2 separate regions of the Homo sapiens genome follow, and region 2 is linked to region 1. A link is an interaction called in ENCODE POLR2A ChIA-PET data of the cell type or tissue named here. Cell type or tissue: GM12878. All regions are shown on one strand. Each heading gives the region's core, and the rest is flanking DNA. Links, peaks and the distances in the headings are about the cores only.

Region 1 (5,568 bases), core at 240-5,239:
GCACATGGTGGGTGAGCACACAGCACCCCCTCCTCTGCTCACTGCACCCCAACACTCACCCATGCAGCCCCACCCCACTTGCTTGGAGTGTCCTGCAGGCGAGGGGCCACAGTGTCACTCCCACCACAGAGTCCCACTCTCCTGTTCTCTCTGCCACTCAGAGGACGTCTAGACCTGTGTTTCCTGGACAGAAGTCAGCCCTGGGAGCCGCAGTTTATGCCTTCCTTCGCCCCCACACAAATGCAAAAGCCTCCTCCCCATTTACTAAGCCAAAGAATGTCAGGATTGAATGTTTTGAAAGAAGAGTTAAAGACAGCTTTAGCCCTGGCGTTCCATAGCTCCTTATTAACACAGAGACTTTTCATAACTCTGAGACAGCTGGAGACACATTTCTGTGAATTCAAAACTCCTGTGAAGGACGCTGGCCTCAAGGGTGCAGGGGAGGCTGGTCAGGTTTCCTAATCTGCTCTTGGACTCAGGGCAGGTGCAGCTGGTGTTCTAGACCACAGCACAATGGCAAGAAGGCCCCTCTGGAGCAAGTCAGGGTCCAGGCGCTACTGGCCCCAGGTGAGCCCAAGATGCAGGCTTCAATGCCAAATTAACCAAGAAACAGACAGGACCCAGGGCCCGAGCACACAGACAGCCTGGTACATGCGGAATCACACACTGATTTGCTCATGGGAGCTGACTGTGAGGGCTGACATCGCCTTTGGACTGAATTGTGTGGAATGTGCTGAAAGAGGCTTTGGAGTCAGAAAATGTTAGAGCCTAGCAAGACACTCTAGAAAGCATCTGCTCCCAGGGTCCCCAACAGTGACTGCTCTTGATAATCATGTAAACATTTCCAAAGTACAGATTCCAGCCAGGCGTGGTGGCTCACACCTGTAATCCCAGCTACTTGGGACGCTGAGGTGGGAGAATCAATTGAACCTAGGAGGCGGAGGTTGCAGTGAGTCAAGATTGTGCCACTGCACTCCAGCCTGGGTGACAGAGTGAGACTCTGTCTCAAAAAACAAACAAAAAACAACATACAGATTCCTAGGCTCCAGCTACCCCTGCCCCAGCACACACACACGCACACATGCACATATGCACACACATAGATTCTCATGAGCAGCCAGGTTTGGGAACCATTGGTGTAGCCCAAACCCTTCCATTCAGTTTCTCAAGTACAGTACTATGTTCAGTGACATTTCCAAGGCCACATCGCTGGTTTCGCAGGACTGGGATTACAGGACAAGTTTCTTGACTACAACCCAGGGCTTTTTCCACAACACACTATCTATCTCCTGGATGTACCATAAAGGAGGCTGCCGATGTACCCCAGAGATTTTTGGATGTGGAGAGAGGGTAAGAAGCATAGCCTTTGTGCTTGTAAAGTAAACCAAGGTAATTTTCCCCAATATTGGCCTCAGTCTCAAGTCTCTCTGGGCAAGAGATTCTGCCTCTAGCTCTACAATTAGTACAGTTTCCCTTGTTTTTTGAGAGGGGATGAAAAGTACTGTACATGTGTGTGGAGACTTCTCTGTGCCTCAGTTTACCTCTATTTATTTATTTATTTATTTTGAGACGGAGTCTCGCTCTGTCACCCAGGCTGGAGTGCAGTGGCGCGATCTCGGCTCACTGCAAGCTCCGCCTCCCGGGTTCACACCATTCTCCTGCCTCAGCCTCCTGAGTAGCTGGGACTACAGGCACCCACCAGTACGCCCACCTAATTTTTTTGTATTTTTAGTAGAGACGGGGTTTCACCGTATTAGCCAGGATGGTCTCGATCTCCTGACCTCATGATCCGCCCATCTTGGCCTCCCAAAGTACTGGGATTACAGGCGTGAGCCACCACGCCCAGCCAGTTTACCTCTACTTAAAATGGAGAGAGTGCCCAGCACCCTTCTACCTTCTCCCTTGGGGCTCTGCAGATTGACCGCACAAAGATTGACCACACAGATTGATTGACCTGTGAAACCCCAAGGCAGAAAAAGAAGCTTTCTGTGCCCACACAGAGGTGTTCTTAAAGTCAGGGTTGCTCTTGGCACACATATTAATAATCCTGATGTCTAGGTACCATTGCAGATCCTTTGGTTCCCCTCTACCCGTTCCAGGAAAGACTGCCTGTCTTCTCCGAGTTTCTTGAGGGCTGATGAAATATTTCCTGAATGTGATCTCAGAAGGAATCCCAGTTTTGAGGGACCAAACAAGATTTTTTAAAAATTAAATACTACTACTAAATAGCTGGTATTGAGTTAATCCTAAGTGCCAGGCATTATGCAAAACACTTTACATGCATTATGGCATTTAATCCTCACTACAACCCTAGTGAAATAAATATCAATATAATTAAAAGTATAAATATAAATGAAGTGTTATAATAGTCTCATTTTACAGATGTGGAAAATGAGGCTCAGAAAAGTTCACGTGCCCAAGATCACACAGCTGCTAAATGACAGAGCCACGATTCAATTCACATAGTCATCTCTAGAGGCAAAGCTCTGGTAAAGGGCTTGATGACTGGTCACTGTCGTCACGAACTTGACCTTTCCTGCAGCACTGCCTGGTACTTTCCCAGTACAGTGTTCTGCCCTGACACAGCCAAGGCCAAGGGCAGTGCAGGCACAGCCACCGTGACTCTCTGCTGGGAGGTTAACAGCTCCATCAGTTCAGGGACTGCCTGACCCAGCCTGACCAAATTAGAGCAAGTAATGGGTGTGACATAATTTGACATGTACATTGTTAATTGAACCCAATGGGAGATGATTTTAAATAGAGGCGAATACCACGCTGTGAACTATTTGGGTTATGAAGCTCTTATTCTCTTATCCTTGCAGGAGAAAGAATTGTGCCATGAAAAATGGAAAACTCCTGAGAAGCTGTTCCAGCGTCAGGAGAGCAGCAGACAAGCTGGACTGGGGAAGATTCTTCCTGTAAGTTTCAGAGATTTCACTCTCATTTCCTAGCATCTTACCCCCAAATCCTCTCCAAGCCCAAATCAAGAACCACAGACTCTAGTCATCTTTCCCCCAGAGACTTCCTAACTGGGGGACTGGAAACCCCAATTACAAAGCCTGCCCTCATAAGACGGCAAAACAGGCACTGCTTCAAGTCCCCAAATGCAGCCCTCACAGCAGTCTCCCTTTCTGAGTTTCAAAGAACTAAGAGCCCACCCCGGGTCCTCACTGAGGGACTCATGCAGGTGCAGTCTCTCTGGGCATCACCCTATGCCCAACTCCTAGGCCTCTTCCCTCCTCACGATCAAAACTTACCTGTCCTGTCTCCCGTGCCCTCCTACTTGCTTCCCGACCTTCATAAAGAGTACAAGTGCCCCATGTGCTAGTGCCACCGATCCTAATGGCTTATGATGTGTTTATCCTCTCAGGCAAGACCTGCAGAGTGTATGACACATAACCAGCACCCAAGAAATGTCTACCGAGGAATTAATGAATGAGGTAAGTTGAATGAATGAAGCAAAGGTTTTTCAGGAAATCCCGCGCCTTACCCCAAATCAATAAGTCTAATACTGGGTTTCAGGCTACTGAAAATGAAATTTGAGGGCAATAGACCTTTTGGGAGCAATTTGCCTTTTAAAATATTAAAGTCCTTTAAATAACACTACCTGGTGAGGATGACGAGGAAAAATATAGGGCATAGGGTGGCCTCCCCACAGGCATTTTTCTTCTTTTCTCTTTCCTAACAGGGTCCCATACTTCCTAGCCATGCTGTTGGCAGGGATTAACATCATTGCAATTCTCTGGGTAGACCTTGGGAGGTTTAAACCAACCAGTGACCCCTATCATCCTAGCTCCAGAGATTGGCTTAGGGATAGTCACCCAATGCAGGCCAATGCAAGGTGACTTTGCCAGGGGCTTCTGGGAAAGAAGTTTCCTTTCTCTGAGGAAATGTGAATGAGGACATCCATAACTCAGGTTGTGTCTGGCAGCCATCTTGTGATCATCTGGCAAGACAGCCCAAGAATAAAGCCGTCACCATGGAGACTAAGAAGAGACAGAAAGACACTGGGTCTTCATTGTCTCGTCCAGCTGTTCATGAGGCCTTATCTGAAGCCCACGTGACCTCCGGACTACTCACTTACATGAGAGAATAAAGCTCTTTTTTGTTTAGACCAAATAAATACATAATACAATTACATAATCCCTTGATTCCTTTTTATGACTGAGCTCAGAGACTATATTTTGTCATTTTAAATCACCTTTGTCTTACAGTTTATTTAACTGAAACAAATAAACAAACCAAAACACGCCAGTTTTTCACTCCTCTGTCAAAGCCTTTCCAAGATCACTAAGCTTGTGATGTCCTGGGTGAATGAAGAAGTAACAGTGTTTTCAACAACATAGAAGCTTATTTCTCTCTCATATAAAAGAAGGCTGGAGTCTGGCTGGTATGGGAGATACAGCATCATCAAAGTTTTATCTTTTCGTCCTGCCATCCTTAGAATATGGCTTTCATCTTCAAGATCACTTCCTAAGCTATGAGGATGCAAAGGTATAAGAATGACATAGCGGACTTTGGGGACTCGGTGTGGGGAGAAGTTGGGAGGGGTGAGGGATAAGAGACTACATATTGGGTACAGTGTACACTGCTCTAAAATCTCAGAAATCACCACCAAAGAACCTATCCGTGGAATCAAAAACCACCTATACCCCCAAAACCACTGAAATAAAACTAAAAATTAATTAAAAAAAAAAACAACATAACTTCATGGTCCAATGTGACAGCTAGAGCGCCAATCATCATGTTAAACTTCCTGTTCCAGAAAGGCATGGAAGGAAGGGAGAAGGAGAAAAAGGAGTCTGTGAGTAGTCTATTCCCTCTTAAGGAGTCCACAGAAGACTACCCAACAACTTCTGCTTATGTCTCACTGGCCCTCAGGCTGCAAATGTGGCTTCCAAGTGTAGTCTTTCAGCTGAGCACACTGCCACCCAGATTAAAATCTGGGTTATGTGACCAAGGAAAAAGAGGAGACTGGATATTGGATAGGCAACTAACAGTCTCTGCCGCACCCTACTTAACAAACTGGCCCAGCTTCTGTGTTCAGATCTGATGCTTGGTGCCCGCAGCTCCAAGGAGACCCCATGGTTCAAGCTGCAATTACTTGCTCCACAGGCCCTTACCAAGGAAAGTCAGGTTTTTTCCCTCCTGAGGATCCTCTGACCAGCATCTTCAGATTTTTTTTCAGTTAGAAGTATTCATTGGGCACCTGTTTTTTGTTTGTTTGTTTGTTTGTTTATGACCACATCAGTCTTTCATTAGAATCTTTGCTTTATCTCATTGCATAGTTGAATTTCTTCTCTGCCATGTTCCAGTCAGACCCCATTCATACTCACCCATCTTTGTTCACGTCTTTCCCTAGAACTTTGTTTTTGCAACATGGGTCCACTCTTCCATAGTTAGTTTCTCACTTCCCTCTGGCATTAACTTTCTCAATCTAGTGGATAAGGCACTTGTGGCCCAGGGTAACAAGAACTATGGTTGGTTGGCAACAGCAGCTGAGTGGGGCTGGTCTTCTCCGAATCATCATGAAGGACAGGGAATTATTTTGCCTGGAGACAGGTGACT
Region 2 (5,359 bases), core at 13-5,012, 230 kb before region 1:
GCCTCAGCCTCCAAAGTGTTTGAGTTACAGGCATGAAGCACCACACCCGGCCAACTTTTTACTTGATATTTCCACAGAGGCATCTCAACCAACACTGTATCCTTTTCTTCCCCTGCAAACTTGTTTCTTTTGTAGTGGTTAACATATCAATAAATGGCTACTCCATCCTTCCGGTTGCTCAAACTAAAAATCTTAAGTTATTCTTGAATATTGTCTTTTTTTATACCACACATCTAATTTGTCAGCACATCCTTTTAGCTCTACCTCAAACTATATATTTAGTTACCGTTTTATACTTTTTGACTTTTACCACCTGGAACCAAGTCATCATCACCAATCTCCTGGAATATTGAAATATCTTTTCAACTGGTCTCTGATCATCTGCTCTTGTCCTATTTAGTTTCTTTTTCTCCCCAAACACAAAGAGATAAGTGAGATCATTTCACTCCTTTGTTCAAAACCCTCTCAGTGCTTCTCAGAATAAAAGTCAAAAAAGTCCTCCCAAAGGTTTACTAGGCCCTCTGCAGTCTAGGGCTGCCCCACCTCCCGCTTTTACCTCTCTGACCTCTTTAATATTGTCCCTTGTTTGTTCTGCTTCTGCCCCATACTGGCTTTCTTGTTTCTATAACGTAGACATGTTTTAGTCTTAGGACTTTTGTACTTGCTGAATTTTCTACCTGAAACACCCTTCCCTCAGATAATCACGTGGCTGGCCCTTTTACCTCCTTTAGGTCTTTATAGTCAGACATCATTTTCTTGGAGAGATTTTCTCTTACAGCCTATCTAAAACTGCTACATCCTCCTGCTTCCCAGACAGTCCCACATCAGTGTTCACAGTATTTTTTCCCATAAACCTGTATCTCCAATATAAATGATGTATCCAGTTCTCAAGCCAGAAACCTAGTCATCATTCTTCCCCTCTTTCTCATGCCAGGCTAACATGTATTCATCACTGAATCTACTTGATTCTTTCTCCTAAATTAGGAGTTTTCTAACTTTTTTTGCTGTGTATCCCCAAAAGAATTTTGAAAAACTTGCACATTTTTATGCTGACATCTAGAAATTTTCATTTTACATTTAAATAGTTGCAGTAGATGTAATTTCATATGTGTTATAAATACTGATGTTTTAAGGTAAAACAGTTGCATCAGTCTTTTAAATGTGCTGAATGGAATTTAAATACCAAAATAATTTGATATCCACCATCATTTTTTAAAAATACACATGAAAAGTGTGTCTTTAAAAGTTGGAAATTTTACATTGTCCTTTTTTTCTCTGTGAACTTTTTTCATTATATTTCCCCTGCATAATTCTAATATGATATTTTTAGATTTAAGTCTTTAATCGCACTTTTTTATTTATACTCCTTACAACAACAAAAAAGTCTACATATTGAATTTAAAAGGATTTTCCCTACAACCGTAAAGCTTTAAAACCTGTCTTTTGAACTGAATTATTATTATTATTATTATTAAAGTCTCATTCTGTCACCCAGGCTGGAGTACAGTGGCATGATCATGGCTCACTGCAGCTTCAACCTCCCAGGCTCAAGCGATCCTCCCATTTCAGCCTCCTGAGTAGCTAGGACTGCAGGCACATGCCACCACACTTGGCTAATTTTTTAAAAATCTTAAAGATGCTTTCTTTTTATTTTCATGGGCCTGTCCCCTCAGGAGGATGTATTTTTCCACTAGGCTAGAGGATGGAAGAGGCAAGATACTTAAATGAAAATATTTGTAATTATCTCTTTGTTTAGTGTCTAGGATTTATTTATTGCACTTCAGAGCAACATGTATCCTATAGAGAATTTCAAGATAAGTGAGAGATCTGCCTTTCTTAGTAAAATGAGAGGGCAACTGTGAAAACAGGTATAAAAGGAGACCCTGCTTTACTCACTGTGTGCAGGCACCTTGTCAGGCAGATCTTCTTTAGGAAAGAGTACATATGGCTGTTTAGAAAGTGTCCTGACAGACGTGGGTGTTTGGCCTGGGAATTTATTAAACATAAGTGAATGAAACAAATTTAATAGCGATCTTTTCCCAGTTCACAGGGGAAAAAAAGCAATTATTTTTTCAATTTTATTTTTCTTCCATAAATTAGAAAAAAAAATCTTTGTTGTCTGCTGCAATTTACTTGCTAGTGAGTAGTGAAAGATTGTAAAATAAATGAGCGAATGATCATGGAGGTTTTAAAGGGAAAATGGCTTTTAATACTTTTTGGTTTTTTTCTTAGAAACATGTTCCTGTAGTTTGATTTTAAGTTTTAAAGTCATTACTAGCATTGTCCCTGCTGTGATAGAATATGAGTCTTAAAATTTCACGTTCTGCAAAGAACACTGATTTCCAAATGATCTGCCACTGGAACAAATTGGGAACCATTTTTCTAGCCTGTACTGTCTTGGGTTTACAAGCAAATGACCTGCCTTTATGGGAAGGTGCTTCTGGGTCATAGGCCATTCAAAGAAAACTTTGATGACAAAAATTTTTGCTTCAGCTAATCTTTTTTACATATTTGATTATATTATGGTAAGCTCTCACCTAATATTAAGTAGAAATAGCTTCTTGGCCTGTACTTATCTGCATTTTAAATAAACTTACATTGTGAAAGCCTGCTGAAAGTACCTAATTAAGAGCATGGACTCTGAGAATTATTAATGGACAGTGGGAGGAATAGAGAAACGTAAGAGAGGGAATTCCTTCATTTATAATGTTGTATGAGAACCAGGTCTCCAGATACATTTCCAGTGAAATGAAAACAAATTTTATGGAGTTTAAAATTTTTTCCAGTATCCAGATAATTTCAGTGAGGCCAAGAGATCTGTTTGCTGCTGTGAATCTATTTAACAAGTATTTACTGAGTGCTTTCTTTATGCAGGGTCTGTTCTTTTTTTTTTTTTTTTTGAGATGGAGTCTCGCTCTGTCGCCCAGGCTGGAGTGCAGTGGTGCTATCTTGGCTCACTGCAAGCTCTGCCTCCCGGGTTCACGCCATTCTCCTTCCTCAGCCACCCTAGTAGCTGGGACTACAGGCGCCCGCCACCACGCCCAGCTAAGTTTTTTTTTTTGTATTTTTAGTAGAGATGGGGTTTCACCATGTTAGCCAGGATGGTCTCGATCTCCTGACCTCGTGATCTGCCCGCTTCGGCCTCCCAAAGTGCTGGGATTACAGGCGTGAGCCACCGCGCCTGGCCCAATGCAGGGTCTGTTCTTTTAATGACATACTAGATTACCTGTATGCTAAGCATACAGGTGTAGGGAAATAGGAGGAGGAGACCGAAAACAAGAAATGGGAGCTGGTGTGGTAGTGCCCACCTGTAGTCCCAGTCACAAGGGAGGCTGAGGTGGAAGGATCACTTGAGCCCAGGAGTTCGAGGCTTAACAGTGAGTGGTGATCACACCACTGCACTCCAGCCTGGGTGACAGAGCAAGATTCTGTCTCCACACCTCTCCCCTGCCCCCCAAAAAACAAACGAGAAATGGTTCCTGATCTTAATGAGTTTAGAGTATGCAGCTGTGGTTTCAATTTTTAATTATACACTTTGATTAGAAAAATGTTGCCTTAGAATATTATATTTTAGAATTATTTTTTAAAACCTTACTGGGATGTAATTGATATAAAGTATATATTTACAGTACATATATTTACAATGTACAATTTGATGTTTTCAACAATGTGATAAGTTATATATACACAGTAAAACCATCCCAGTAAAGCTAGTAGACATATCCTTCAGCCCCATAAATTTCCTCTTGACTGTAATTCTCCCTCCTATTTCTCCCCACTCTCAGGAGACATCCCAAGCCATCACTAATCTGTTTTCTGTCATTATCGATTGCATTTTCTAGAGTTTTATATTAATACTGATAGAATCATACAGTACATACTCTTTTTTTTCAATCTGGCTTTCAGCATGATTATTTTAGATTCATTTATGTTGCATGTATCAATAGTTCATTCCTTTTTATTGCTCAGTAGTGTATTCCATTGTGTAGATATACTGTGGCTTGTTTATCCATTCACTTATTTATGTACATTTAGTTTTTCAGATCTTGGCTATTCAAATAAAGCTGCTATGTATATTTGTGTACAAGTCTTTGTATGAAGATATGTTTCAATACAAAGAATGGAAATTGCTGGTAATTACCAAAGAGTGGTTGGATCGGATAGTAGGTGGATGCTTAACTTTTTTTTTTTTTTGAGACGAAATCTTGCTCTGTTGCCAGGCTGGAGAGCAGTGGTGTAATCCTGACTCACAGCAACCTCCGCTTCCCGGGTTCAAGTGATTCTCCTGCCTCAGCCTCCTGAGAAGCTGAGATTACAGGCACGCCCCACCACGCCCGGCTAATTTTTCTATTTTTAGTAGAGACAGGGTTTCACTGTATTGGCCAGGATGGTCTCGATCTCTTGACCTCATGATCCACTCGTCTCGGCCTCCCAACGTGCTGGGATTATAGCCATGAGCCACCACGCCTGGCTGCTTAACTTTTTAAGAAACTTTCAAACTGTTTTCTAAAGTGGTTGTATAGTTTTACATTCCCACCAGCAATATAAGAGATCCTGTTCCTCCTGCCAATACTTGGTAATTTAATTTTAGCCATTCTAATAGCAGTGTAATGGTACTTTGTGGTTTTAGTTTGCATTTCCCTAGTGATTAATGATGTTCAACATCTTTCATGTTTTTATTTGCCTTCCATATATCTTCTTTGGTGAAGTGTTTGTTCAGATCTTTGGCCCATTTTTGTTGAGTTGTTTTGTTTTTTTGTTTTTGTTTTTGTTTTTTTTTGGGGGGATGGAGTCTTGCTCTGTCGCCCAGGCTGGAGTGCAGTGGCACAATCTCAGCTCACTGCACCCTCCGCCTTCCGGGTTCGAGCGATTCTTTCACCTCAGCCTCCCAAGTAGCTGGGATTGCAGGCACCCACCATCATGCCCTGCTAATTTTTGTATTTTTAGTAGAGACAGGATTTTGCCATGTTGCCCAGGCTGATCTCAAACTCTTGGCCTCAAGGAATCCACCCACCTTGGCCTCCCAAAGTGCTGGGATTACAGGCATGAGCCATCTCACTCGGCCTTTTTTTTTTTTTTTTTTTTTTCCTTTTATCGAAGTTTCATTATATACCATTCTCTTAATACTATCTTTTTATCTTTTTCTTTCTTTCTTTTTTTTTTTTTGTTTTTAAGAGATAGGGTCTTGCTGTGTTGCCTAGGCTGGTCTTAAGCTCCTGGCCTCAAATGATCATCCTGCCTCAGCCTCCCAAAGTTCTGGGACTACAGGCATAAGCCACTGCACCTGGCCTATACTATCTTTTGGAGACCAAAAGTTTTTTTTGTTTGTTTGTTTTTGTTTTTGTTTTTTTGAGACAGA

What was found. Peaks named below come from ENCODE experiments on the same cell type or tissue, not always from the same donor. Only the 100,000 strongest peaks of a DNase experiment are listed, where the experiment ranks them.
Region 2: POLR2A ChIA-PET joins it to region 1 with 5 read pairs; 3 of 35 experiments call an interaction of 5 or more read pairs at or near these places.

The regions. Positions count from the first base shown.
Region 1 is chr14:49,990,128-49,995,695 of GRCh38, reverse strand. LINC01588 (long intergenic non-protein coding RNA 1588) reads left to right here. Exons shown (of 4, transcript NR_126498.1): 2 at 2,823-2,918; 3 at 3,371-3,440. LOC105370485 (a long non-coding RNA gene) reads right to left here. Exons shown (of 4, transcript XR_007064159.1): 4 at 4,183-5,568. Among named protein-coding and RNA genes, the nearest start is that of LINC01588, 15 kb to the left of the region's middle. In GM12878, for the core only: no CTCF peak of the experiment used is centred there; DNase peaks (open chromatin) are centred at 1,935, 2,118, 2,535 and 2,967; H3K27ac peaks cover 947 bases.
Region 2 is chr14:50,217,947-50,223,305 of GRCh38, reverse strand. All of the region lies in intron 1 of SOS2 (SOS Ras/Rho guanine nucleotide exchange factor 2), which reads left to right. Among named protein-coding and RNA genes, the nearest start is that of SOS2, 11 kb to the left of the region's middle. In GM12878, for the core only: no CTCF peak of the experiment used is centred there; no DNase peak of the experiment used is centred there.